Regions from separate parts of the Mus musculus genome. Here all the other regions are linked to region 4. Evidence: chromatin loops called from intact Hi-C (ENCODE). Cell type or tissue: gastrocnemius. All regions are shown on one strand. Region 1 has its middle 3.3 kb from the start of B230206L02Rik. Region 2 overlaps Wfikkn2 (WAP, follistatin/kazal, immunoglobulin, kunitz and netrin domain containing 2). Region 3 overlaps Ankrd40 (ankyrin repeat domain 40). Region 4 holds the start of Spata20 (spermatogenesis associated 20). Region 5 has its middle 11 kb from the start of Abcc3. Region 6 holds the start of Wfikkn2 (WAP, follistatin/kazal, immunoglobulin, kunitz and netrin domain containing 2). Region 7 overlaps Cacna1g (calcium channel, voltage-dependent, T type, alpha 1G subunit).

Region 1 (4,000 bases), 360 kb after region 4:
CTCCCCATCCTGTTTCATGAGCCTTGTTGTCCACTGGATCTGCATGTAGTCCCTGGCACTGAATTCATTAGGGGAAAGCTGAGAGCAGTGAGGTACAAAATGGCTCTCTCAGCTCTCCTTAGATTCAGCCTGCAGCCCCGGGAGGGAGGTGAACTTGTTGAGGAGCAGAGGCAGGAATACCTTGTCAGGGCCAGGAAGCTTCTGCAGCACTGTCTAGTGGTCACATGTTCTCCTTTGGCCTCTACAAACACCATTCCTATGTAAACCAGTGCCCTGAGACTCCCTGGTGTCCCCAAATGGTCTCTAGGGTCTCCGCCTGACCTCTAGAGCTCTGCTAGGGTGTCTTATACAGCCTTGGTATCAGAGCCTCTCAGATAACCCAGGTGTCTGCCCCGAGGTAACTGACAGTGACCCTGAGATCCCATTCTGGAACTGCCTACCTTGTGGGGCTGGGGACTCATACAGGCTCACCCTCTGTCTCGTCTTGAGGACATCGCATTCCTCACCATGGTGATGGACCCCTGGAGGAAGGAGAAGCCCTGAGTGCCTGAGTGCAGGTGAGGATCTGAGGGGTCTGGAGTTCTAGAAAAGCCACTAGCCTCAGGGGTCACCTCTGTTTGGGGTCACATCCATTTCATGGAAATTTGCTCCATGGCGCTTAATCTTTACCTTTCTTTCCATTATGTTGCCACTGTGTGTGTGTGTGTGTGTGTGTGTGTGTGTGTGTGTGTATGTGTGTGTGTGTGTGTGTGTGTGTGTGTGTGAGTGATGTGGGAGGGAGGTACGGGGGCATGGCTACCAGCTTGCTTCAGTGTTGCAGCCAGCAGGCCACCCTCATCTTCTAGTCTTTTATCTGTATCGGCCCGGCCCGGAGCTGGGGAGGGACAGTGAAGGACTGGCCTTCCTGCCCAAGGGTTGTTCCTGTCATTCTGTACTGGGTCAGGACCTCCAAAGAAGGTCTGGGAATTTGACTTCTGCCTGAAAGGGGTCTCTGCATGAACCCCCAACTCTCCGGCTAATCTAGTCCCTCCCCAGCTTCTCTGTCATTTCCTGACACAAAACTCTCTGTCCCAAGCAACTTACCTCGCTCTTCCCTTTCTCTGCCCATGTTGTCAGGTCATGCCAGCTGGGGGGATCTGGACTGCACAGGGTCAGTCCAGGGTGGAGTTTTCAGTACCAGATGGTAGGGGGGAGTTACCTCCCTAGGGGTACTTCCAATGTTATTTGGGGCATTCATTTCCATCCATCTGGAATAACTGTGAGTCCTCTGAACCTTAAACTCCCTGAGCTTGGGGCTGCCAATCCCTGCTGTTGAGATGCCCCATCCTTCAGCCTGTGCTTGCTTTAGCCAGCTGTGTGACACATGCTCTCTTTGTGTTAGCATCCTGGAGAGGGAATGTTGAATGTTGGTGAAGCTCGTCTCCCTCCATAGGGCCAACAGTCAAAACCTCACCTACCCCAACCTTCTGGTGATGTCTACTTCATCTTCTTTACCCTCAGGAAGATCCACTAACATGTAACACCCATTACAGATGGAGGACTCCCCCACCCCATTCCATCCCCGGCTGTTGAGAATCTTTTTCAAGGCAGAAAGCTATCCTACAACCCATCTGGTCCAGCACTGTTGTGTTTTAGAATTGAAAACCAAGGTTCAGAGAGAAAAAAAGACCAAGCTAAAGTTCTGGCCACACAGAGCACCAGGGTTGTTGGAGGGTTGTTGTGAGTCTCTTAGTGGCAAGGGCAGTGGCCTAGCAGGTTCCTGTGACAAGTGCAGAGAGGTGAGGGGAGTGTGACCTTGGAGGGTTATTCCAGGCACACAGACACATGCTCTCCCCCTAATCTTTACCCCCTCCTTTCTTTCCAGCAGCAGCTATAAAAGCCAGGAAATAGCTGTGGATTGATGGCCTGTAATGGGCTTAGTTAGCTCTGTGACCTGCTGAGTTATGTAACTCCTAGTTGCTATCAGCTTGGATAAAGTCTCCATTGAAGCAACTCACTAAGCTGACTCCATGGCATCTCCTTGAGTGTCTTTAGAGGCAGGCGGCAGCAGAAATTCGTCTGCAACTTCAAAGACCAGAAATCGTGATGTGGACATTTCCAAAAATCCTTTAAGCCAATGTTTTTTGTACCCATCTCGAAACCCGCTCACCTCCGTAGCAGCCCCATGCTTGGATGCCTAGGCTTTGCCTTGGTAGAGCTGAGCAGAGGTGTTTTCCTTCCCCTACTGAAGGGATGAGGAAGAGAAACAGGGCAGTGAGCAAGCCAAGCACTGCCGGGGCAAGGGAAGCCCTGAACAGGCTCATCTCTGCTGTTGCTGCGCTTGGCTTCTGGCTCACTGGCACTTGGAAGGTTAAGATCAGAATGGCGCCACCTTGTGCTGAAAAGGGAGAATAGCCCCAGTTCTTCATAGCACAGTGGGTCTTCTTTATCACCCATTCCTTTCCTGCTCTGGAAGAGGTGGGGTCTTGTTATCCAAGGATTCCCCCTCCTTAAATTTCATTTCTCATCCCACCATCTCAGTTAAAGGGACCTAGGAAGAAGGCGTCTAAAGGTGTTGATGCTTGCCCAGTTTCTGCCTGTCTCCAAGGTCTCTGAGGAAACACAAGTGCCTGAGATGTTCCCAGGCAGTAGAGCCACCTCTTTGTGAAGAATGCCTTACATTGCTGCTCCTAATTCTTTGTGAAGACCTCTGGGCAGCTTCTCCAAAGCCGCAGCATGGATGGCATGTGTGCTCGCACGGATGCAGGCATGCACGCCTGCTCCCCCAGGTGCAGACCAAACCAGAGCGTGAAGAGCCAGTAGCTGAAAATCCACTTCAGAATTTGGAACTCAAACCACAGATCTTTGTCTGGGATGAGTCAATGGTATAAGAAGGTAGGCTTGTTGGCAAAGGGCAATAGGAAAAAGAAACTGAGGCACCTGCACAGAAGGATACGGGTGTCTTGTTAATTGTTCAGTGATAAATGATCTCATGGGCTTTTGCAACACAGGTTCTGGAGGCCATCACTGTGGTGACAAGGAGGAAAACCTGGTTTCTGAACAGTTACTCTACTTTGGGGTGTCTGTGCCTGAGATGCCCTGCTGATATCTCCAAAGATACAATTTTGCCTTCTTGCTTGGGAAGAGTGATGCTAGGCTTGAAAATCCTACCAAGGGCATCGGAACCTTCTGGACCCTACTCCCCAAGTTCCCTGTTGTGCCTATGTTAATTTTCCTTAGTTCTGTGTCTGTTTGCCACGCGTGTGCTGAGGTTGGTTCTTGTTACAAAGCGTCATGAACAACAGGTGTCAGGTATGCGTGAACGGTTTCTACAACTGTCACCGTCACCACTGTTCCCAGGCTTCTCTCTGGCTGCAGAGGAATCAAAGTCGCTCTTAGATGTAAAATGTAATCTTCCTGCGTTTAATTTTCAGGATGAACACTTGACCGGGGCCCAGTTGCAGATCTGCCTCCACAGGCAGCGGCTCCATGCCCAGTTAATCTGGTTTCACCAAGCACTGAGCTGCCTTCTGTTCTCTCAGGCCTGTGTGTCCAAGGCCAGGCCTCTGGGTAACATAAGCTCAGCAGTGCTCTCCACAGGGGTTCTCTGCAGGTCTCCTATCAATTTATGGGCACATACTTAGAAAAACTACATGCCATGAAAACGACACTAGGCACAAAGCTAATGACCTCTTCCTATCAAAACTATAAGAAATTGTCTCGCCAAGCAATACAGGCTTCATGAGGGGAAATATTGTTTACCCCTTTAAGGTAGCACCAGGTTTATGGTATCCTAATCTTCAATTGCCCTTGAATCAGAAAATAAGGACTGTGAAGTTGAGGTGGTGGTAGGGGATAACTGGCCGAGAATGAAGAAAGCTTTGTCTCCTAGGAAACAAGATGCTTGGGACTCCAGCTAGGCTGCTCTCATTCTCAAAAGCAAATGTACCAACTTGAGGATAAGAACACGGGGTAACTCTGAGATGAAAACAGGGACAACCCTGTTGTGCAGTAGCTCCCA
Region 2 (4,000 bases), 250 kb after region 4:
GCCATCTGCAGCCTGCCTGCCCTGCAAGGGCCTTGCAAAGCTTATGTCCCACGCTGGGCCTACAACAGCCAGACAGGCCTATGCCAGTCCTTCGTCTATGGCGGCTGTGAGGGCAACGGTAACAACTTTGAAAGCCGTGAGGCTTGTGAGGAGTCGTGTCCCTTCCCGAGGGGTAACCAGCACTGCCGGGCCTGCAAGCCCCGGCAAAAACTTGTTACCAGCTTCTGTCGGAGTGACTTTGTCATCCTGGGCAGGGTCTCTGAGCTGACCGAAGAGCAAGACTCAGGCCGTGCCCTGGTGACCGTGGATGAGGTCTTAAAAGATGAGAAGATGGGCCTCAAGTTTCTGGGCCGGGAGCCTCTGGAAGTCACCCTGCTTCATGTAGACTGGACCTGTCCTTGCCCCAACGTGACAGTGGGTGAGACACCACTCATCATCATGGGGGAGGTGGACGGCGGCATGGCCATGCTGAGACCCGATAGCTTTGTGGGGGCATCGAGCACACGGCGGGTCAGGAAGCTCCGTGAGGTCATGTACAAGAAAACCTGTGACGTCCTCAAGGACTTCCTGGGCTTGCAATGAAGCTAGCTCGTCTACCCTGACCCTCCTCCACCCACCCACCCACCCACCCCTGCCCTCAGTCAGCCACCAGGTGACTTGAGGTTAGACAGCTTTGGCTAGGAAAGAAGCATTAGCTAATATGTGGGGAGAAAGCCACCCGTAAAGCCTCCGAAGTTTTAGCACCATCTCTATGTTCTCTCTGCCTGTCCGTGGTCTCACTTTGAAAATGGTAGTGAGCACTAGCCCCCTTTAGAGGTCTGTGGCCCATCGCTTCCCATACTACCAGCGCTGTGACCTTGGACAAGTTGCTTAACCTCTCTGTGCCTTAGATTATTGTGAACAAAGTGGGAAGAGTGGTTGTACCCCCTGGGCTTAGAAGAAAGCAGTGAGCTAAAGGAAGTCGGGGAACCTGACAGGTTCTTTGGGTTCCATAAAATGTCTGTATCTCTGCCCCAGCCCCCAGCCTCCACCCCAGACAAGGTTTCTCTGTGTAGCCCTGGCTGGCCTGGAATTCACTCTGTAGACCAGGTTGGCCATGAACTCAGAGATCTGCCTGCCTCTGCCTCCCAAGTGCTGGGATTAAAAGCGTGCACCACCACGTCTGGCTAGAAGGTCTGTATCTCTGATAGCTGAGAAGGGGGCTGGCAGGGGGAAGAAAGGGCATAGGTAAGTTGTTTCCCATGGGTGGTTCCCTCGGGCAGTCTCGTCCCCCTTTGCTGACCCATGCCCCTCTGCCCAGTCGCCTAGCCTGGGGTCAGGAGGAGATGCCATCTGTATTGTAGAATGGTTTAGCTTGTATAGGAGGTATGTGGGAAGAGAGAGATAAGAGAGTTCGAGGGTCATTTAAGACAGCTGCCCTACTGTGTGCCGCCCCACTACACGGCTGTAGTCAGAGACCATCCACATCAAGGGTCGTGAACATCAAGAAGCCAAAGCTTCAACCTAGGCTCTAACTTCTCCTAATGGAGACTGAAGGGCCGGCTGCCTTTGGTGTCACCACACCAAGCGAATCCATGTTTTCTTTCCTTAGCTGCCTTGGTTTGCTTGTGTGCTTCTGTACATTTCAGCTCAGTGAACACTTCCTGGGTGCCAGGTGCTAGGACCATAGAGACTGATTCTGCTCTACTGGCCGAGTCTGAAGGCCGTCCTGTATCTCAGCTCCCCCAGGCGCCAGTGGGTGATTGACAGCGGCTAGGCATTTTCATCTGATGAGCCAGGTGCTTTCATGTGCTGTGGACTTCCTAGGAAAAGCCCAAAGATCTGTTTTGGTAGCAAGAGAAATAAAGAAGACAAAGGCAGGAGGATCAGGGGGCAGCCTAGGCACCAGAGAGGATGTGGGCCCAGGGAGAATGAACATTGCTTGATGCTGCCATCTAGTGGTGCATATGGGCACCTTCAGGGATCAGGAGGAAAGATCTATCTGGGTGGGGCCTGGGAGGGGCCTCTTGGCGATGGCAGCTCTGAGATCACTTGTTTCTTCTGGTCCCAGATACAAAGGCACTGTGTAGAGGATTTGGAACCCCTCTGTCATCTCTGCATCTGCCCTGTTCCCTCCTCAGACCTTCATTCTTTCGACATCCCTCCAAAGGAAGCACTGTGGGATGCCCTAATGGCTTCCTCAAATATACGGAGGACGATAATAAATAAAATTTCATAGTGTCAACTGCTCTACGTGTGTGGCTCTTTTAGGAAGGTGAGGAAGGGGCGGTGATCATGTCATTGACTCTGGTGGCCTCTTAGGAGGGAAGTTCGGTCAATGGCACCATATTTGGGCCGTGAAGGGACACAGTAGCTTCTCAGGGCCCCTATGAAATATAAGGCTCCTTAACCACACTCTGAAGAGTTTAATGAGGTAACCGGGAGAAAACCTAACCAAGAAGGCAGGGTGACTTTTCCACACTCGTAGACAAGGAGCGCTATGGCCCCGGCCTGTGGCCTAACTGCTCTGTGGGGGACAGCAGGGATCAGGGCCACAGACAAGATCCTCCTGCCTCTAATACTGTGGAGTCTAAGTGTGAAGGTGGGAGGGACAAAAGCAGGGCAGGCAGATGCTCTGCTGTGACTTCTAGGGACGTCAGGAAGCGGCCTGCTCTCCAGCGTCCTCAGGGTGCCCGAGTTCTGACAAAGCTGGCAGTCGTGCATTTGAACCCAGGGAGACTTACTGTTGTTCCCCAGACCCAATCAAGAGTGTGGAACCCACAGCCTGTTTCATCCTCAACAGAGGCACCCCTCCCTTGCATTTCCATGGGGTTCTCGGGGCTATACCCAAAGGAGGAATTCAAGCCAGGCCCAGCCTGGCCTAGAGCAGCCTCTTTCACCTAAAGGCTTGGGGGTGGGTGGGTGAGGGGCTTCTATTTCTAAGAGAAGAGGGGGCAGGGAGTGGGAAGGCCACACCATCACTAAAGGACACTGAGCAAGGAACTTAGCCCTCGGGATGACATGAACGATGATCACTTCCCAACCTAGTCAGGTGTCCAATGAGGGTGAGGACTGTTGCCTCACTCTGTCCATAGCAGCCTGGGGACACCGACTGAACCTGCTTCTAGGCCACAATATCCAACAAATACTCTCAGAGCCCAAGGGCAAATGCCTCCTCCCCAGCCTCACCTGTCACCTGCCGCTTTAGTTCACGTGTACAAAGAAGAGTCTAAACCCCACGGTTAAGTCCAGCTTGCTGTTCTGCCCCCCTGGTAGAGAGGGAAATTCAGGGGGGGTTGACAGCACAGAAACTACCTAGCCCAGGAGGCTCTGGCTCGCCGAGACCTGAATCCATCCTCCATCACTAACTTGCTGTCTCTGAACCTCTTCATGTCTAGCCCGCACAAAGAGTAGGAAGAGCACTTACTTTCATCGTGTTGCTGGTGGTGGTGTTGTGTGCATAGGCACACTCACACGCATGCTCATGTGTGTGAAAGCAGGGACACGTGTGGCCATCAGAGGACAGCCTCGGATGTCTGCCCTCCCCTTTCACTTGGGACTTGTATACACCACACAGCTGGCCCGGAAGCTTCCAGAGACTCTCCATCTCCCATCTCATCACAGGAGCACTGGGGTTACAGATAACGTGCTACCTCGCGCCTGGCGTTTTGTGAGTTCGAGATATTCACACTCAAGTCCCTGTGGTTATGAGGCAAGTGTTCACCACTGAGCCATCTCCTCTGCCCTGGATTTGTTGTTTTGCTCTAGACAGAGTCTCTCGGTGTAGCATAAACTTACCTCAGCCTCACTCCGCAGTCCAGATTGGTCTCAAACTAGTGATTCTCCTATTTCAGTCTCTCAAGAGCTGAGATGACAGGTTTGTTCCACTACGATGCCTGCATAGTCATAGCACTTGGAGAAACTTGGAATCCAACCCATTACCCTGTAAGAACATAGCCTGGCTTAGAGTGGTCCTTTGACCCTCTGAGGCTCCCTGGGCAAGGACCCCAGGGCCAAACAC
Region 3 (4,000 bases), 150 kb after region 4:
CATCCTTCTGATAGAGCAAGTATGAGAGCACAAATGCCCAAATTATTCTGCCTCTCCCTGGTGCTAAGAAAAGGTCTCTGCTGTGCTGATTTATTAGGCCAATTTGGCATGACGTCTGCTTTGTGAGGTGCTGGGAGGCCTAAACCAAACAGGAGATTCATTCAGCGTCCTTCCCTGCTAGAGATCTGAAGGTGGCGGGCTGTGCCTCCTCTCCTGTCTTGGGAGTTCGCTTCTGAACTCACTGAGGCCATGACAGGTGCCGACAGCCCAAAGGGGAGGCTCGGTTGTGTCAAGTAAATAGGATAATCAAAAACTGTGGTTAATAGGGGATGACCTCTATCTAGCTGCTCAGCGACTCCAGGGAAACCAAGTGACTGGGAGGGAAGACATCACACAGAATCCATCTCCAGACACGACCCACGGGGTGAGACAGTGACACTCGTGACAGGGCAGAGGCAGGCAACAGTGGGGTGGCAGACACTCGGCTGGGGATCTGGTCCTCTTTTTCCTCCACAGCGCCAGCCCCATGGGACTTCACAGCAATTTGAACCCTCTATGATTAGAATACAGTGGCAAAACGAGGGCAAAACGAGAGAGAATGGGCTGGGTCAGTTAACAGTTAATTTTAATAATACCTGTTATGTTTAAAGAGTCAACAACACACGAGGAAAAGTCTTCTGTGAATGTTTACACAGTGTGAACACATGCTTTAACTATGCAGTGGAGGAGGAGAGGAGCATTCAGTTAACAAAGCCTAAAAGAAAACCCCTTGTTATAAATTACACAACGCATATAAAAATATTTCTCTGAATGCATAGATTAAGACTCGGAACTCACCTAAGAGCAATCACACAGTTCCATCCCACTGCCCGAGACACTGACCCCAGAGGACTGTGGCAAAGCACAGGACACTGGGCAGAGCCATGTGGGCCACCACAACCTTTGGTCAGTCTGAAGTGCTTGCTTGCTCCTCTGTAGCCCACCTCCCAGCCAGCTCTACTGCTTCTCAGAATCTCTAATCAACCAGGGAGGCTGAAGGAGTCTCAACCCCAGTGATTTAGACATGAATTAATACTGAGTTTATTTCTTCTAAGATAGAATCACGCTTAATTGAATTACTAAACTTTTTCAAAGCAAATTAGGAGGGAAAAAGGTTAGTACATTTAGTTAAAGTAGTTTCTGATTGGTTGAAACACAAGGGAGGTGTCTTCATTAAAGCACTTGGGAAAGGGGGTGGTGAGCCACAGCCACTCCACTACGCAAACACTCTACAAGGGAAGTCACCAGCTGTGCCAGGGCCAGGCACCATGCAGTCACCTCACAGTGACCCACACAGTGACACTGGCTTTGAAGAACACCTCAAGCTCATTTCAGCACTCAGGCGGCAGTGGGAGGCCATTACCTCAGCACAAGGTTCTCTTCCAGTGCATCTGCATGTTTTCAGTCAACTGCAGTGTTCTAATAAAATTAAGTTAATACCCAGGAAGTTAAGTTTCTTTGGAAACTATAGGCACTATGGGGAAAAGCTTAAGACAGCAGGGGTCCCGTCAACAGCTGCTCCAGCCCTGTTCTCCTGCTCTTGTGTGCGCCAGGTCCTATCTATCTAAAGTTAAGCAAACCGAGGTGGCTTTTCGTCTTTAATGAGGCTGAGGGGGGGAGACTCTTGCATGCGCTCTTGGAGAAGAGTCGTACACCATGCTCCAGAGTCTAATCAGGCCCTCACAACTGACTGTGGAGGTAACGGGGAATTCCTAAAATTGAACAATTTGTTTATAAAAGCAACAGATTCCAGAGTTATGTAAAAACCCTAATAATTTTCAAAATAACCTTTATCTTTGATACAAAAATAAAGATGCTAACTCCTTTAGTTCAGTTTCCCACAATAACCTTTAAACCAGCAACAAGTCCGGGCTCAAAAGCTGCTCTTTGTTCCTGGAGGGAGTGAGAGTGGTGGGCGCCTTGTCCAACAGCGCCTGTGCTCTTCTTGAATGGTGCAATTAGACAGGGTGACAGGAGTGGCCACGGAGCAGGTGGTGGCTCCTTTAGAAAGCATTAGAGAGCCCTCTAGTGACTGTGGAGGGGAGCAGATGTGAAGATGACTGTCGAGACAGCCGCAGTCATCAGTGGTCATAAAAGAAAACTGGGGGAGGGGAAGCTCTTTTGGTTAACAGCCTATTTACAATTAGGTAACTATATTTTAAATACTTTAAACCTGAGTAACATTTATAAATATGCTATATGAGACCTCACAGCCACAGGTCATACCAGAATCCCTCTGTCCAGTACCTGTGTGTGCTTTCTTTCTTTCCCCAGTCTTCCTCCCTCATCAGTTCAAAATTTCTTGAGTGTCACGAGCATGCAACACCAAGAGAGGCACGCCCGGCCCTTCAGGCGCACTGTCAACAGGAGTGGCTAGAAATAGGTCTGCGCTCTCAGCTTCTGCTTTGACAACTCTCTAGATCCTGCACATTAAACACTGGCTCTCGAACCTTCGGCTTCTGCCTCTCAAGACTACTTTCCAGCTGTTCAAAGATTCAGCAATAGTTTATTGTGCACCAAGAGGCTTGGAAGAGTGGCACCGCTGCTGGGGGGTCGGGGCTCCTGCCTGGTGAGGCGGGGTGTTAGTGAACACTACGCAGTGGCACCAGGGGCCCTGGTGGGCATACGAGGCTTTGGGATCAATGGCTTGTCCTTTGGCCCAGAGATGACACATACTGTCACAGTACTCAGTGATGAAGTCCCTGCTGCATCAGTACGTCAGTTTTGAAGCTCTCCGGTTATAGCAAGGCCTCTCAGTCAGTGTGGATGCAGCGTTTCTAAACAGAAAATTATTGTCACTTATCATCAGAACCAGTTCCAGCTCCTGGAAGTCCTGGAGTCGGGCAACATCTTTGTCCTGAAACAAAACCGGGTAATGGATTAAAATTTTCTTTTCATTTAGTTAGCTCTTTATTACATTTGTTCGTTTTGTGTGCACACATTTGTGTTATAATGCACATGTGGAGATCAGAGGGCAACCTGTGGGAACTGGTTCTCTCCTTCCACCATGTGGGGCCCTGGGACAGACAGAACTCAGGTCTTCAGGCTTTGCAGTAGGTGCCTCTACCCACTGAGCCAACTTGCCAGCCCAAGGCAACAGAGCAATAGCAGCAGTCTGTGTCTATGCTTGGTTGGTTGTATTAATTCCAGGGTCTTGGTTCATCTTTAATCTAAAAGGAAAATTAAATCCCTGAGACAGCTAAGCAGTGATCAGCCCCCACATTTAATCTGAACAAGAAGGAGAAAGTTCTGTCTCTGTTGCAGGATGAGAATGCCCTAAAGGGACAGGCAGGTGAGTGTCAGGTTTCCTCAGGAACTTAGAGAAGCCAGAAGCTTGATGCTGGAGAGCCCATAGCTGGCTGGAGCATCACAAAGATGCCAGGTGGGCCGCATATCATATGGCATAAGGCTACAGGTTACTATGGGAACAACTGAAACAGGCCCATGTAACATCCTGCTATCTTCCAACCTTCAAAAGTGCCAGTGTATTAGAGTATGATCGTTCACACATTTAATCCTAGCAGGCAAGAAGCAGAGGCAGGAGGACTGCCATAAATCCAAGGCTGGCCTGAGACACACAACAAATACCAAGCAAGCTAGGGCTACACATCAAGACCCTGCCTGGAAAGAAATACATGAGTAAGGTGGGGGCTTCTCTGTGGACTCAGAGGAAGGGGAAGAAAGCTTATGGAGTGATTACAGTAAGGCTGGAGCTGGAGCTCAGAGCCTTGCACATAGCAAGCACAAGCTTTAACCTGGCCTTGGCCTTGGCTCTCCTTTGTCCTTTTTATTGGCTTCCACTTAAGCTATGGCTCAATAACCAAGGGAGAAGTTAAGTGTGCTTGAAATGAAAACAGCAACCACTCACACTGAGCAGACTTTCCTTACCTTTCTTAACAGAGTGTTGGGTAACTTTCTTATCTTTTCCACTTGGTCTGGATTAACACCCAGCTCACAGCAG
Region 4 (4,000 bases):
TTCATTAAGCCCTTAATCCCTCTGTTCTATTTGCACATCTCAAAGGTATTCAGACCAATAGGTCAAAAAAAGACCTCTTAGCCCCCTACAGCTCCCCCTCTTCAGAGTGAGGCCTTAGCCTTTACTGTTCACTCTGACCCTCCTCTCCTCAAAGTCCCTTCCTCTGCAGCTTTACCCCTAGCCCCTGATAAGCCTCCTGTCTCCCCTGTGTGCTGCCAAGACCCCCTCATTAACCTTGCTTCCATTCTTTCCCCCATTCCAGACCTAAAAGGATGCTTTCCTGATTAAAACAGGCTGGGCAGCCTTGGCGCACTCCTTTGATCCCAGCACTCGGGAGACAGACAGTGGATCTCTGTAAGTTCAAGGCCAGCCTGGTCTACAGAGCATGTTCCAGGTCAGCCAGGGCTACACAGAGATACCCTGTCTGGGGTGGGCTAACAAGGCAGGCAAGTTCTACTGCAGCTTTCTTCTTATGTCATTAGGAACTTCCTTTCTCAGAAGGTGTGACTCCTGCTGAGGCACGGATAAGGCCCTGGATTCTATCATCAGCAATGCTTCCTCCTCAGAGTTCACCCCCTGCCCCAGACCTCGTCCTACCCACTCACCTAACTTCCCTTGCTGGTTAGTTTTATGTCAACTTAACCCAGGCTAAACTGATTTGGAAGCAGAAATCTCAACTGAGAAAATGTGCCCCCATCAGACTGGCTTGTGGACAAGTCTGTGGTGCATTTTCTTGATGACTGATGTCTGAGGGCTCAGCTCACTGTTGTGAACAGCGCCTGCCACCCCTGGGTTGATGGTCCCCGGTGCTAGCAGACAGCAGGCTGAACAAGCCATGGAGAACAAGCCAGTAAGCAACGTTCCTCCGTGGCTTCTGCTGCAGTTCCTGTCTCCAGATTCCTGCCTTGAATACCAGCCCTGACATCCCTTTGATGATGGACACAGGACTATGATGTGGAAGTATAAGATAAAATAAACCCCTTTTTCCCCAAGTTGTTTTTGGTCATGGTGTTTCATCATAGCAATAGCAAGCTAACTAAGCCAGCTTCCTATCCACGTTCGTTACCTATCCCTTTTCTCTGCCCTCCAGCTATACTAGCCTTCTGCTGGCCCTCAGTCTCAATACCCTCACCTGCCACAGGACCTTTACACATGCTGTTTCTTCTGCTACATCTCTCACTCCCTGCACTCTTATTCTTTATAGCTACCAATCAAGTATAATGTCCTCAGCAGAGCTTTCCTCTGTGTCTCTTCTACTGGATCGAGTCTCTTGCTAGATTATACCCATTCACGGTACTTGTCGCAGTGTGTAGCTGACTATTCACTAGCTAGTCTCTGAGTAAAAGGGTAGGGAGGAACACACGGGTGTTCGGTGCCTGGTATAGTAGTAGACAGCAGAGGACGCTTGTCATTGACTGAATAAAGTGAATGAACCAAGCAAACAGAGCATGCAGTAAGGACATATTGGCTCAGTGTTACTACTCTGGGAAGGCTTCTCGGAGTGGGTGGGTTCTAGGGAGGATGGGTAGGCTGGATCAAGCAAATTTGGCTGGCTGATCAAATCCTTCGAAGGGAGCCTTATCTCTTGCTTGTAAAAGGGGAAAGAGCTAGGCAAAAGTATTGGATGCTCCGAGGGTCACTCTTCCTGCCAGCACTTTAAATGGAACCCAGCTTATTTTACTCGAATTTTAAGCGCTGAGACGGTTGGATCTTCAAAGGCACGGCAGGGCTGTAGTTCCGCGCTCTACCGCCGAGCGGCGCTCGGAGACCAGCCACAGGGCCAGAGACTTGGCGAGGACAGGGTTCTGGGCCCGCCCTTCTGCAGCCTACCGCCCGAATTGGAGCAGCTATACTGAAGAGTGTGGGACTGTCTGGACCCCAACCTCCGGTCGCCCCACTGTGGGGGTGGGCCTTGCGGCTAGCGGCAGGTATGAGCAAGACACTACAATATGCCTGGCGCCGCGGCAGTCCGTCTTTCAGGCATAGTCTGCGATGTCTGCTCGGATCCCCCTACATGAAGGCTCCTTTTCTTCCCCCACCCTTCTTATCCGCTGCAGGATTAGCTCAGGCTAGCTCTTTGGCTACTTTAGCACCGCCTCTAGGAAGCCTTTCTAGAATGATGTGCTGTCCACAAACCCCTCTCTTGAAGCACCCTGCACCCTGTCACAAACTCATGTTGCTGCCCTGCCTGCTATTTAGTTGCGTTCCCAGGTTGAACTCCCTAAGATAGGTCTATTTGATTCTGAGTGGTCCCTCTCTCCTTCTCCCTCTCCTTCTTTCTTATCTCTCTTCCCCTCTTTCCCTTTCTCTCCCCTCCCTCTTTCCCCTCTGTGTGTATGTATGTGTGTGTGTGTGTGTGTGTGTGTGTTTAGTGTAAGACCTGGTCCTTCAAAGTACTCTGGAGTTCTTGGCTAGTCCCTGACTACTTCTTCTGCTTGTCCCTCACCTGGTCCAGTCCCGGACCCAATACCCATTCCTCTTGACCTGTCTAGACACTAGCAATAGCCACTCCCTTCCTAAGTCACCCACATGAATGCTAAGGATGCCTGCAGTGCAACCGCCCAGGGAGGGGCACTCCACGGGTGATAGAACAGAGCAGGATGGACCATTCTACTCATTATGACCCTCTCTGACCTCACAGATACCCTTCCTACCGCCAGGTCCAAGAAGCTGGGGGAGACTAACCTGGCAGGGAGCCCCCAATGAGCCACCATTCCTCACCACCCCCAAAACATAAGGGGGAGCACAAAGGCCACGGTCTCCCCCGTGGTTCAGAAAGGTGGGCTGGACAAAGAGTGGGGGTCTTTGTGGCTGGGTAACCATTGAGCTGATTTGGGTGGGGCAAAGGGGAAGTGGCCTTCATTTGTGTGACCCATCTGCCCACATTAGGGGCAGCTCTTCCCGGGACAAGGACCGAAGTGCTACTACAGTTAGTAGTTCAGCGCCCATGCCTGCTGGAGGAAAGTCAAGCCGGACTAACTGTCCTCCACCTGCACCGCCGAAGACCGTCAATCGCCTGATCAATGAGAAGTCTCCATACCTCTTACAGCATGCCTACAACCCGGTGGATTGGTGAGAGCCATCCCAGGGTTTCCCTTGAAGCATCTGGGGTCCCTAATCCTCTGAGACTCCCTAGGCTACTGAGTGACCTCTCTTCCTGTTGGGTCTAGGTACCCCTGGGGACAGGAAGCCTTCGACAAGGCCAAAAAAGAAAACAAGCCGATTTTTCTCTCAGGTATACACCCACTGTTCCCAGAATGAGGTTCAGTGACAGGCAGAGGGTTGGGGGTGGTCCCTTGGGTCCCCCGGGGACCTCCTCCTGCCATCCTGTCCCTCTTCTCTCCTAGTGGGGTACTCTACCTGTCACTGGTGCCACATGATGGAGGAGGAATCCTTCCAGAATGAAGAGATAGGGCGCCTGCTCAATGAGAACTTCATCTGTGTCATGGTGGACCGAGAGGAGCGGCCAGATGTGGACAAAGTATACATGACTTTTGTGCAGGTGAGCCATCTCTGTGGCAGTCTAGTCACACCTACAACGCGGCAACTCCCCTGACCCTGGCCCTCCCTCTTCCAGGCCACCAGTAGTGGAGGAGGCTGGCCAATGAATGTGTGGCTGACCCCCGGCCTCCAGCCATTCGTTGGGGGCACCTACTTCCCGCCAGAGGATGGTTTGACTCGAGTTGGCTTCCGAACAGTGTTGATGAGAATCTGTGATCAGGTGGGTGGATGTCTGGGAGGGAAGGTGCCCACGTGCAGGTTGAGAGACCACAGCCACCTCCCATCCCCACCCCGACCTGTGTATGCTGACTTCCACGTGTGTGCTCACCTCCTGTAGTGGAAACTGAACAAGAACACCCTTCTGGAGAACAGCCAGCGCGTCACCACAGCCCTTCTGGCCCGATCTGAGATCAGCGTGGGTGACAGACAGATTCCAGCCTCTGCTGCCACCATGAACAGCCGTTGCTTCCAGCAGCTGGATGAGGGCTATGATGAGGAA
Region 5 (4,000 bases), 82 kb after region 4:
CGCTGAGTCTGAACGGTGCATGGTGATCTTGGGGAAGTGGGGTTGGGGAGACAGCAGGTCTTTGGTTAGGGCCTCCAACGCAGGGGCTTCTGAGACAAGGGTAGTGGGGGGGGTGCTTTTGGAAGCTAGAGCATCTCTCTCTCTCTCTCTCTCTCTCTCTCTCTCTCTCTCTCTCTCCCTCTCTCTCTCCCTGGGTGCCTTGCCTTCTTGCCTTCATTCAGTCTTCTTCCTGGGGGTTCAAAGAAGAAACTGTGTCAAGAGCCCCAGGCCTCCACCTCGGGCTTGGCTGCTTCAGTTTCCACCCCCAAGGCTCCAGGAAAAGGCCTGTCTGGGGGTGGGGAACTGGGAAAAAAAGGAGTGATCTGAGCTGGTGCTAAAAACAAACCTGAGGCTCACACGCAGTCTCTCGCTCCTCCAAGGGCTGAAGCCAGGGAAGTACCCGGCTAGCTTTTTTTTTTTTTTTTCCATGCAGTGGTGGGTTCATAGAAGTTAAGAGCTGAGGTCACACAGTCAGAATTTGACTCTAGGGCTGGCCTTCTGCAGCCCACACCATCTCAGTCTGTTCTCACTGCGGAGGAAACAGGAAGCGATGGAAAGATCCATGCTTACAAAATGAAAAGAATTTTGCAAGGAGGCTAGGGGACCCTTTCCTGAAGCGGTCACATTGGGTTTATAGAAATACACATGTGTTCTCTGTGTGGCATAGTCAGTGGGCTAGAAGGGTCCACGGCCTCCCACCTGGTGGGATACTAGCCTCTAACATGATCCCAGCCATAGGGATTGTGGTGGTGTCCTTTGACCTCCAAGGTAATGCAGGTTCTGCAGTCACTCCAGGTTTCCAGGCAATGTCCTTCCCTAGAATGGCTCGCTCTGCCCTTTGAACCCCTGGCACCTGCTTGTCTCAATCACCACGGTCTCCACCCTTCTTTCATGCTCCCACCCGGGCCTCTACCCACTTTCCAAATATGTTTCAGCCTCACCTTCATCCGTTCTCCCAACGTTGTCTGGTGCCCTATGGTTTCCCCTGCTGAGGCGCCAACCTGCCCCACCTGGTGACAGCCATGTAGTGAGGGCGTTAGACACCAGGTGGCAGCACAGAGCACTTTCAGCTGGTGCCACCCAGGGTTTCTCTGCAAGAGGGATAAATCTGGGAAGAAGATACCAACTGTGGTGGATCCGTCCACACACAGATGCCCTGTATAGCCCAAAAGAGGAAGCAGCTCACGGTGTGAAGAACTTGTCTGTGTGGAACCACAGACTAGAACACACCATCTGAGCGCTGGGGAGCCACAGCCAGGTGGAAAGGGAGGGTGAGTCCCTGGTGCCAACAGGCCCCTTAAGGCCACTAAACTAATCCCAGACCGAGGTGGCATGTTGGATAGGGGACTTAACTCTCAAAGCAAATCTAGTTGTTTACTGATCCCATCTGTAGGGCAGGATAAAGTGGATCAAGGAATGAGCTGCCCAGTAAAGTCCAGGAGGGAAGTCTGCTACAAACCCCACACTCTGCGTGCCTTAGCTCCTATCCCAGTGTATGAGCTTGGCTGAGACCCACAGATCCTATTAATTATTACTTTGAAAACTCTGAAATCGGGTGCAGTAGCCAAGCCCTGGCCTGCATGCCAATTAGATGAGGGAGCAGGCTGGGGCAGAGGGCAGACTTGCTGAGACTGGGAGGGGTCCAGGCAGATCCAGATGGGCTGAAGTCTGGCGGAAGCCAGAAGGGGGAAGCAGGGTGTGCGCCGGTGCATAATTTAGGGGTGTTCACAAACTTTAAAGGTCTGTAAACATTCAGTGAGATGGGGGGTGGGGGTCACATTGCTGGTTCTACACTGTCCCTTTTGTTAGATCCAACCCACCCTGCCCACAGGCAGCATTTCCTGTGCCTAGGTCTTCCTGTCTCCTTTGCGCTTCTTTCTAGCTCCTGCTGCTATGCCCACTCTGGATTTGCCTTTCCCTTTTTCTTCTCTTGCCCGTTTTCTTGCCAGGAAATTCCTGACGCGGGACTCCTTCAAGATGCTCACTGGCGGAGGAGACACAGCGCATGCGTAGTCCATCTAGTTTGGAATCGCAGCCAGGTGGAAAAGCAGGGCGAGGCATTGGTCACCAGACTCTGTTCCCCTCTATGCCTCAGCTCAAACCTTGTTGCTCCTCTCATCATCCCATTCGATAGAAATATCTTAGTTCTGAATACTCAAAGGCAGAGTGGGCCTTGCTCACTTTGGGGACTGTTCCTCGTGACACGGTGGCCTCACTACCTACCTTCTAGGGAAATGACATTCTGAGAAATGCTGCTTTAACTTTCCCTATACAAAGCAAACTTTCACCCAATCTGTAATAAGTTAACCATATTCTCTGAGATTATTTACAACCATGCACTCACTCTCCCACAGGCTGCGCATTCAACCTATTCAGAATTACCTTCAAAGACTGTAATCACTCTTGCTATGCTTTGGACATCCCAATGTACCATGTTCCCTATTTTCCCTTTGGGACTCTTTCATGCCCCTGACTCAGAACAATGTATGTGTATGGAAGATGTGGTAACCAGGTTTAAGACCATTCGCTTGGAAACATTGAGGGGTTGAAAGCAACGTCACTTCCTCCTTCTCCCGCAGAAATCTGTGGGTACAGATTCCTAATATTCGACTGTGGCTCTGTGTGCTGTTCTGAATCAGTAGGGCCAGGAAGACGATTTTTCTCCCTATGGGAATCCTGTAAAAGATGAAGACAAAGGTTCCTCCCTCTTTTTCATTACTGGATTTACTATGCTGCTCAATAGAGAGGATGGCCTTTGTTCAGAATCTACTTTTTAGACTCTTTTAGATTATGTTACTCTCTTTCAGACTAGTCTTCTTTTAGATTAGACTAAATTAGATTAGGACAGGAAAGGCGGAAATATGAGGCCCACTCTTGGGTAAAGGGCACCAAGAGCTAGTCTTTAGTCTTTTATATGGCATAGCCACATTTGGACGCCTTGCTGGAGGAAGCATTCTTCCACCCAGCTACCCACTTGAGTTGCTGGTAAGTGAGCTACAAGCACAGGGATTTTCCGATAGGTGCTGAGGAAATCGGTCTCCTTCTCGCCAGGCTGGTTTAGTCTGGGGAAAGCTCTTGCTTTCACTCTGGGGAACTCTCTGTCCCCTGAATTTTGAGCTCATGCACAGCAGTTAGTTAATGACTCTGCTTGTGAGTATCAGAGCTAAGATGCCTTCAGAAGACATTTATGTGCTTTTAAGCATTATTCAAAAGGACTGCCCCTGGCATCCTGAAAGAGACTTGGGCAGGGCAGGGTGGGATTGGTAACCCGATTGTGCTGTGCGTAGGACAGGTTCAGTGGAAGCTCTTAATTCTTTGGAACCAAGTTAGGTGAGCTGTAAAGTATTATCAACAGAGGAGAGGGGAACTTCTGGGAAAATCATTACCTACTAAAATTCTTGTATTCCCTCAGCCTCATTTTCTGCCAGTAGGTAATCCGTACTCACAAAATGACTTCCAAAAATGTCTTGAAGTGGCTTCTCAAACAGGAGAATTTTTTTTTAAAGATTTATTTTTTTTTATTATATGTAAATACACTGTAGCTGTCTTCAGATACTCCAGAAGAGGGCATCAGATTTCATTACGGATGGTTGTGAGCCACCATGTGGTTGCTGGGATTTGAACTTGGGACCTCCAGAAGAGCAGTCGGCGCTCTTAACCACTGAGCCATCTCGCCAGCCCCAAACAGGAGAATTTTTAACCTCATATCCTTTCTTTAGAGAAGACAGTTCCCAGTCATGAAGGGTTCTTGTTTTCCTGCTTAAAGATTTTTTTTTAAAGAGCATTAAAGAGAATGGGGGCCAAGGCCATTTTCCCCATGAATAAATAGATGTTATATCAAATATTATGAAATATCACCTTTTGGCTGGCAAGCCCTTATGAGAACAATGCTTACCACTGCTCAATATAGTTTATAGTTCCAGGGGTGGGTGGATACATGCCGGTCTGTTGCTGCTTACAG
Region 6 (4,000 bases), 240 kb after region 4:
GGTAATAGGGTCAGCTGTGCTGTCCTGTCAAGACCCTGCTGGCTCAGGAAGATCAGGGTGAACCCGAGATCAAGGATCACCGGAAGTTCACTGTCAGAGAGATGGTGGCCTCCTGGCAGCAGGGCCCTTGAGCAGCTCCTAAGGCAACAGAGGAGTGTGAAGGGCATTGCGTTATGGCTCTTCTAGCGTAGACCAGTACCCAGGGCTCCCTCTCTGCCTCTCACACTCAGTGGTGGAGAAACTAAGCTGGACCCCATGTCCTTGGGAAAAAGTCAACGACAGCTGGGAGACATCCAGCGGCCAGGCCTCTGCCCAGCAGCTTAGCCCGACATCCATTCCCAGTGAGGAACTTGGTGCAGGGTGGGACTGGGTGTGAGTGGGGTTGGGTCACAGAGAGGTCTGGGTTGGTGGGAACTTCAGAATAGCCTTAGAAACAAGCTTCAGGGCAGAGGTAGAGAGGGGGAGGTCTCCGTGGGGTTTGGAGGGGGGGGAGCTTGCCAGACTTCATAGTACAGAAAGTACAGGTGTGGCTCACAGCAGGGTAGGCTTGGCTTGGGCCTTGTTCTCCAGGCTGTGGAGCTACTTGGCAGGCCCAGCCTAACTTTCCTGCTCAGCTTCCATTCCTGTACAGGTAACTCCTGGGACTGGAAGGAGGGTCATCATTGAAAATTGGGTGGAAGGCTTTTCCCACCAACCCTGAAAATGGGGAGTAGGGACCAGAATCTCTCATGGCCTCTGCAGACCCCTCAGACACCCAGCATCTTCCCTGCAGATGCTTGTCCTGGCCATAATGTCTTGTGACACTTTCTCTAAGTGCTGCCTGGAAACCTGTCACTGTCTGTTTCCTTCTGTGGCATCGAGGGAAGCCGACCGAGCAAGCCATGGGCAGGGCAGGGCTATGTAGAGAGGCTCCTGCTTCGAGCAGCAGGAACAAACACAGCTTATGAAATTACAGGGAATTCAAAGCAGCCGGCATCGCCTGCTGTCTGGTTTCATTACTGGAAATGGCCTCCTCTGAGGGAGGTTTGTTCTGATAACTTAGCAGATCAAGACCTGACACCCTTCATTAGCGCTTTGACGTTGAAGGAGAAGACTGATCCTAGAAGCAGGCAGTGGGAAGGAATTGGCTCAGAGGGACAAAAGCCAGCACCTCCCCGTGCTAGGAAGAGGAAGAGACTATAGGAGATGCTCTTGCAGGTGATTTTTACGGTCTTCTTGGATGGGGAGTCATGGTTATCAGGAGAGCAGCTGGGGGCCTTGAACCCCTTTCAGCCACTTCCCTGTCTTCTACCCACTGTGGCTCAGGCTACCCTCTAATCCTTGTTTGGCTTATCCTTAAAAAAGGCACCTCTCTCTTTCAAGAGTTCCTTTTCTCATCACCCTAAGCATCTAATGACGAAATCAGATACCCTCAATCTATTGGGATAGAAAGGGCTTCTAACCTCCTGGCTACTTACAGGTCTCTTCCCAGGCCTCCCACAAGTACAACCCCTGACTTTCAAGAACTTCCTAACCATTCTGTAAAAACAAAACAAAACAAAACAAAACAAAACCGACTTTAGGCTGTACCTTGATAGCTGTTCTAGCGAACGGATGGGGGAGGGGTGGCTTCAAAAGGCCCTGCCCACACCCAGCAAGCTGCTGCCCTTGCCTCCTATGTTAACGGGGCTGTGTGACACAGGGTGAGTTGCTTGGCTTCACTGTGCATCCATCCTTTGCTTAAGTCCAAACTGGAGGTGCAGCTTGCTGTGAGGATTAAACAGAATGATGCATTAGGGGGTTGGGAGCGTGTAAGGATTATGATATGATTGGTGGTTCTGAGGACCCTAGGCAAATTGCTTGTGTTCTTCCACCGGAAGCCTTTCACTCCGTGTGGCAGGAGGAGGTAGAACCACGTGTCCATAGCGTGCCTAACACCCAAGGGCTCACCAAGCAGGGGCCACCGTGGCCACTGGCGAGGACAGCTCGGTGCTGGTGTAGTGGAGTCCTGGGATACTGTAGCTGCACCAGTTTCTTGGACTCCTCCACAAGTGTGTAGAGACAGGAATGAGGAACGTGATCCGTCCCAGCAGCCCCCGGGGGAGCCAGACCATATCTGGTATCTGGTATGTCTCTCTGGAATGATTTTGGGGGAATTCACCAAAGTTGGAACTTAAGACATGGACTGCCGGTAACCCCTGTAACTCAGGGATGTGGCGCTGCCCGTGTGCATACCCCCCACAAGGGGACTTGGTGCCCGGGGTGGGAGTCAGCTTACACAGCACAGCGCCGGCTGCCTGGGCCCGCCCTTGAATGGCCGTGAACTTGTTTTTCCACGTCATTTGCTCTCAAATGTACTATCGAGCTGGGCGACGCTAACACAGCGGCTCAGGTCCTTCCTCATAACAAGCGATTGTGTGTTCTTTAGAGGTGGCTGAAGGGGAGGAGGGGGGCCTGGCCTCAAGGAGGTGGGGAAAGGGAAACAAACCTGCCTCACAGCGAGCGTGCGTGTCCTGGGGCCAGCTCCCCCCAAAGCACATGCCATTTCTGTCCCTGGAAGGGGTTAAAGGCCTCCTGGAGTCAAAAACAAGCAGGTGTCCCACCGTGCCAGAGACCGCTGCCTAAACTGCTTCCAGCTTTCCCCCCTTCTGCAATACGTCTGTGATCAGCCACGGGACAGAGGCGCCAGCAGCCTGCCTCTGACAGGCTTCGGGTTAGCTCGCTCCCACTCGGGTGGTGCGCCCAGGATATAAATCCAGGCTCGAGCCCCTGCTGTGTTCCTCTCCCTACGCACCCGGGGTGGGGGGTGGGGTGGGGGGGAACAGAGTTTCCTTCCAAAGACCTTTCTTTTATCTGAAGCCTCACAGCCCAGCAGGCTGCACTTGGTGGAGCCAGTCACAGCAGCTGAAGCCAGCAAGCAGGCTCAGCAAGGAGAGGCTCACTTGCTAGGGTGAGAAGGGCAGGTGTTGCCAGCCCTGGAGAAGAAGGCCCCCGTGGGCATCAGCTCTTGGTGTCATTACAGGGGTACCCTCTGACCACTGCAGACGGCACCATGTGTGCCCCAGGGTATCATCGGTTCTGGTTTCACTGGGGGCTGCTGTTGCTGCTGCTCCTCGAGGCTCCCCTTCGAGGCCTAGCACTGCCACCCATCCGATACTCCCATGCGGGCATCTGCCCCAACGACATGAACCCCAACCTCTGGGTGGATGCCCAGAGCACCTGCAAGCGAGAGTGTGAAACAGACCAGGTGAGTGAGATTCCTGAAGCCTAAGATGGACCACTTGAGTGGGTTGGTGATGGTATGGGAGCTATGGTGGAGGGGGGTGGGTGGGGATGAACGACGACTCAGGAGTGACTCCAGGCACATAAAGGGACACAGACGCTGCCAACCTAGAGACAAACAGGGCTTGAGTCTGCCTATCACAGCTGAGGCCTAGAAGAAGAGGGTGTAGTGTCCAAATCCATCTCTGAGGACTCTCCTCTTTGTGTTTGTTGAGGGCTGCTGTGGGCTAGCACCATACAAGGCACGCAGCATGGGATAACATGACAGCATAGTGGATGTTCAGCTGCCCACTCACAGGTAGAGGATGGATGCTCACACAGAGTGATGCCAGAGCCAGGGAAGGACAGGTTGGCTTGGAAATATGTCTGTTTGACACATTGTTGCAATTAGTTTCACCAGGCTTTTAGGCTCTTCCTCAGGTTTGAACTCAGCCGTACAGTAATGAGACTCCTGGGCAGAGTGAGCAGGAGCCAATCTGTACACGCAGTCTAAGTCTCCTGGGAGGGAAATGAACTGAGTTATCACCTCTCTGACTCTTCAGTATCCCCACATGCTCCTCCCTCGTGGATGCTGCTGTAGTCAAGAGCCACCTCCAGACCTTCTTCCCTGGCTACCAGATGGGTTCTTCTAAGAGCCATCCTTGTTCACTCCTGCCCATTGGTTTATCATAGTACTCGTGCCTGATTTAGGTGTGGCCACTACCAGGCTGGCCGTCTCTGAGGGTAGCTCAGAGTCTCC
Region 7 (4,000 bases), 66 kb after region 4:
TTAATCAGCACATACGTGTAGGCACAGCCACCAAGGCACACCATACCTACGCCTCAGCACACACCGGCCATCTCACTCTGTACTTTTCCCCAGGGACCCTGGCCTGCTCCTGCTGGCACCCGTACTATTTATTCTCTTAGGTTGTAACAGTGACCCAGACTCTAGATGGTCCCCAAAACCTCTTATATCCCTCCTCTCAGAGCCTGGGGTTCTTCAAGGTCTATACCAGAGCTTGCTTTACTCTTGTGAGTAAGACTTATGCGGAGAGACAGGACAAGACATCCTGGGACTCATCCTTAAGGTCTCCCACAGGGGTCTTGGTCCTGAATTTCTAATAATCTGAATTTCCCAGATGCTAGGGTACCCGTGTGCTAGTCTCCCTTCCACGGTGACAGCCAAGTCTCTCATCTGGGTTTTCTAGGAGTCAAATGTGTAACCCCCCACTTCCTGCTAACATGTCTTCATCCACCCTTCTGTAGCCAAGAGGAGTTATCACCCAGGCAAGGGGAAATGAAAAGGGAAAAGTTGGATTAGCAAGTGACACTGGGCCTAAACGCTTAGGTCTGAAGGGAGAGATTGGGACTGCTAGGTGACAAGACCAGTCCTGTGACACTTGACCTCCAGCATCAGCTTCCTGTCCTCAGCCAGCTCTGACCTCCATCTCCACTAACCCCCTCTTTTTCCCCTCCCACCAGGCCAGGAGGATCCCTGGCAGCTCGGCTTTTGCTGTGGGGCCCTGTACCCCAGCTAAAAGCCTATTTCCTACCATTTTCTCTTTTGCAAACTGTCTGCCCTGGCTGTGCCTTGGGCTCTCTGTGACCTCTACTAACTCACTGTGCCTGTTGCTGTCACCCACAGCTCCTCCAGCTCTCCTCATTGGCCCCTGGGTCTCCCTAGGGGCCCTGGGGCCTTTCCCCCACTGTCTCCCTCTGAACTCTACTCTACCCAAGGCAGTTGATAACTCGTAGAAAGGAAGCCGGGTGATCAGGAGGGAGGCTGGAGTCTTGCTGTCTCATTCTGGTGCTGGGTCACAGGTTTGCTGGGTCTCTCTGAATGGTGGAGAGGCTGCCGGCAGACAAGCGGCTCTAGTTGGTTTGGTGCTCTTTGGACTTGTGTTTCTAACGGAGGGTTTCCTTGATGCCTGCCGATCTGGGCTGGGGGCTGCAGTCAGAAGGGTATTTGGGACCTGGAGCTATGAACAGATGCCCTGTCCCAGCCGTGACTCCCCCTCTCCTCTGAGTTGCCTGGAGGGTCCCTGGCTGAATGCGGCCCCACCACCATCACCCAGACTCCCGAAGCAAGGCTGGAAGGCAGAGTTGTTGTTGGTGATAACTCTATATGGCCCTGATGTGCCTACAATAGTCAGGTTGGGTGGGATAAGAGGGGTTGGGGGTGGGGAGGGTCAAGGGGACTTCTCCCTTCCAGCCTCCCCTCAACATTGTCTCAACTAATAACGGGGCTAATAAGGAGCAGCTTCTTCTAACCTAATTGTATTCAAACATTTTAGTTAATTCTCCATTCATATTTTAGCATAATGGGATCGGGTGTTCTCGACATTTATGGAGATTAATGCAGAGAAAGAGTTCCGGCTGCTGAGGCAAAACAGGGCGACTAGCGCCCTCTGGTTCTCATGGTACTGAAGGAAGGAAGGAAAGAAGGAAGGAAGAGGCCTTGGCTAGCCTAGCCACTCCCCACCATCGGGTGTGGATGACCTGTGGGCTCATGGCATCCCTTGCCTCTGGCCTCTCCTCTCCCCATATTCTTGGGTGTCAGGAAGGCCACCTGAGCAAACAAAGCCACACTTGGCTGGCCCACTCTGAGAACAAAGAGATGACCTCAGGCACCTCTGAGATGCACCTGTGCCCTGGTTATCCACACCTCAAGGCCGATGTGGAGAGGGGTCAGGTGGGCTTGCAGATTTGTCTCGAAGCCAAACCTGCCACTTCTGGGCACTCTTCTTCCTTTGGCTTTTGGTGGGGACTCACCCCCCAGGCCAGTCCTTGCCTCAGTTTACCTCTCTGTGAAGGAATCCTCTGCATGGGAAAAGATAGTTGTATTTGAGCTGGCCTGGACCCAAAGCTTTCTGCCACCCCTGGGCCAGTTGGTTCCTGGCATGGTATTCAGAGGCTATAGGCCTCCCTGGCTAGCTTCTGCCAAGACCTCCTAAGAGGGGAAGGGCTGTCTGGGACCTGAGGCTGCCCATGCTTTCCCTCCGTGTATCTCTCTGTGAGACCAGTCTGTTGGCATATTTCCAGATAGCGTATCCCTCACCCTGGCCTGGCCCTTACCCCAGCACCTAAAAGGAGGGTCCCCTGAAATCTGCCCCCAGATTTCTCTTGCCTGCTTGGCAGGATTACCTTCTGGTGCTGTGACCTTTCTAAGTGGTCAGCTAACTACAAGAAAAACACTATGCCTATGACAGATCTCAGACAGCTCTTCCAGCCCAGCCTGCAGTGTCAGGCAGCCCCAATACCCAGGGTAGGCTGGGTACTCATTAGAAACTGGGTGATTCTGTGGGTGCTGCCTTCCTAGCTTGAGTCTGGGACAGGGCAGAGGCCTGAGCCTCCGCCTCTACCCTCCCCACATGAAACTGTGGGAAGTCTGGGGCACTGTCCTCTGTAGACTCTGTGGTAGGTCAGCAGGCAGCCAAGATGTCCAATTTCCAATCTCCGGTCCTATCACAAATCCCAGCTCTGTGTAATCCCTTCGGCGGCCCTAGGGGCTGAGCTTGGAGAAAGCATTGGAGCCTTCGCCTTAGTGGCTGGAGCTCCCTCTGAGCCCGATTAGATGGGGCGGGGGGGGGGTGTCTTTCATCTTATTGATCCACCTTGCCGCTGAACATGGAATCAAAGGTTATAAGGAGCTGGTATAATTTAGAGGCTGCCCTAGGATATGGGCTCACCCAGTGTCTAATGTAGAGGAGGGGCTTTGCATGTCTCTATCCCATTCCACCCTGACTGCAGGCAGTAGAGCAGATGCTTGACAAGGGACAGACCAAAACAGCCGGCTCCTGCATAGGGCAGTGGGTGGGGGAGGGGGCTGGATGGGTGTCGGGATGCTAGTGGTGACCTGGAATGTTTTAGCACTGGTGTAGAGGCTGGCAGCAGGGAGGGGCTGTGGGGGGAGGGCTGTGGGGGGAGGGTTGTGCCTGATGTCTACTCTACTCTCTTTCCTGCCCCCACCAGAAGCCCAGTGCAAACCCTACTACTCTGACTACTCGCGCTTCCGGCTCCTCGTCCACCACCTGTGTACCAGCCACTACCTGGACCTCTTCATCACTGGTGTCATCGGGCTGAATGTGGTCACGATGGCCATGGAACATTACCAGCAGCCCCAGGTGAGATCAAGAGATGAGGCCAGCAGCCTTGAGACCTTCCCAGGCCGAAGTAAAGATAGCCTCTGGGTGTCAGACAAGTGTTGGGGGCTCTACGTGGGTCCTCATACTTGCGGCAGTCTTCTTAGAGGTGGGTGTCACCTTTGTTTTATACAGGAGGATACTAAGTCTCGGTAGGTTAGTTTGCTCAACCAATATCACACAGCTAGGAACTGGGGACTGAGCACATTTTTATTGAGCATCTAGTCTGTGTGGCTCTGGGTCTTGGAAGGTGAAGAAGACAGACTGATGTTTGTCTGTCCTTCAAGACTCAGATTCTAGGACATTCTCAGTCCCCAGACTCATCTGTTTCCAGTCACCCCTCTCAAATACCTTCTCTGTCAGTCTCTCCATCTGAGCAAGGAGGAGGTTGAACTGATAATGGACCAGCCTCTTTCCAGTCTTAGTGTTCTGTGCCTTCTGGCACATTCTCACGGGTGTCTCAAGGAGAAATTAGATGCCAGGTTTGAATAGTCATGGGACAGTGGCCAGTGGTCAGCCATCATGGTAGGAAAGGGGGAAAACAGGGCTCCCTCAGCATCACCTTACTTCCCAGCTCTGGGAGGTACTGTGATGGAGGGGTGGGGCAGGCTTCAGCCTTGGGGCTACGGAAACCCTGCATCTGGC

The links. Hi-C counts contacts between places; a loop is a spot of excess contacts. Peaks named below come from ENCODE experiments on the same cell type or tissue, not always from the same donor. Only the 100,000 strongest peaks of a DNase experiment are listed, where the experiment ranks them.
Region 1: it touches region 4 in a loop (6-fold over the local background); 24 of 42 quality-filtered maps call a loop at or near these places.
Region 2: it touches region 4 in a loop (5-fold over the local background); 19 of 42 quality-filtered maps call a loop at or near these places.
Region 3: a loop joins it to region 4, with 4 times the contacts of the local background. A loop is called at or near these places in 36 of 42 quality-filtered maps.
Region 5: it touches region 4 in a loop (2.6-fold over the local background); 5 of 42 quality-filtered maps call a loop at or near these places.
Region 6: a loop joins it to region 4, with 2.3 times the contacts of the local background. A loop is called at or near these places in 19 of 42 quality-filtered maps.
Region 7: it touches region 4 in a loop (4-fold over the local background); 19 of 42 quality-filtered maps call a loop at or near these places.

Annotation. Positions count from the first base shown.
Region 1 is chr11:94,128,183-94,132,182 of GRCm38, reverse strand. No RefSeq gene overlaps it. Among named protein-coding and RNA genes, the nearest start is that of B230206L02Rik, 3.3 kb to the left of the region's middle. In gastrocnemius, a CTCF peak has its summit at 2,391 (motif pointing left); DNase peaks (open chromatin) are centred at 1,201, 2,309 and 3,487; H3K4me3 peaks cover 367 bases; H3K27ac peaks cover 3,237 bases.
Region 2 is chr11:94,234,180-94,238,179 of GRCm38, reverse strand. Wfikkn2 (WAP, follistatin/kazal, immunoglobulin, kunitz and netrin domain containing 2) reads left to right here. Exons shown (of 2, transcript NM_181819.2): 2 at 1-2,228. The coding sequence ends at 582. Among named protein-coding and RNA genes, the nearest start is that of Wfikkn2, 6.4 kb to the left of the region's middle. In gastrocnemius, a CTCF peak has its summit at 1,941 (motif pointing left); DNase peaks (open chromatin) are centred at 1,280 and 1,945; H3K27ac peaks cover 1,352 bases.
Region 3 is chr11:94,338,449-94,342,448 of GRCm38, reverse strand. Ankrd40 (ankyrin repeat domain 40) reads right to left here. Exons shown (of 5, transcript NM_027799.2): 4 at 3,928-4,000; 5 at 602-2,896. The coding sequence ends at 2,750. Among named protein-coding and RNA genes, the nearest start is that of Gm51871, 12 kb to the left of the region's middle. In gastrocnemius, a CTCF peak has its summit at 2,064 (motif pointing left); a DNase peak (open chromatin) is centred at 2,033.
Region 4 is chr11:94,483,989-94,487,988 of GRCm38, reverse strand. Spata20 (spermatogenesis associated 20) reads left to right here and starts at 2,679. Exons shown (of 16, transcript NM_144827.4): 1 at 2,679-2,779; 2 at 2,890-3,072; 3 at 3,171-3,235; 4 at 3,348-3,502; 5 at 3,578-3,721; 6 at 3,839-4,000. The coding sequence starts at 2,703. In gastrocnemius, a CTCF peak has its summit at 1,749; DNase peaks (open chromatin) are centred at 1,776 and 3,957; H3K4me3 peaks cover 259 bases.
Region 5 is chr11:94,401,976-94,405,975 of GRCm38, reverse strand. No RefSeq gene overlaps it. Among named protein-coding and RNA genes, the nearest start is that of Abcc3, 11 kb to the right of the region's middle. In gastrocnemius, no CTCF peak of the experiment used is centred here; DNase peaks (open chromatin) are centred at 1,079 and 1,662.
Region 6 is chr11:94,241,581-94,245,580 of GRCm38, reverse strand. It overlaps Wfikkn2 (WAP, follistatin/kazal, immunoglobulin, kunitz and netrin domain containing 2), which reads left to right and starts at 3,002. Exons shown (of 2, transcript NM_181819.2): 1 at 3,002-3,226. The coding sequence starts at 3,032. In gastrocnemius, a CTCF peak has its summit at 2,247; DNase peaks (open chromatin) are centred at 542, 2,084, 2,508 and 2,603; H3K4me3 peaks cover 1,325 bases; H3K27ac peaks cover 1,556 bases.
Region 7 is chr11:94,418,156-94,422,155 of GRCm38, reverse strand. It overlaps Cacna1g (calcium channel, voltage-dependent, T type, alpha 1G subunit), which reads left to right. Exons shown (of 35, transcript NM_001177888.1): 26 at 3,186-3,337. Among named protein-coding and RNA genes, the nearest start is that of Gm51872, 14 kb to the left of the region's middle. In gastrocnemius, a CTCF peak has its summit at 1,617; a DNase peak (open chromatin) is centred at 1,648.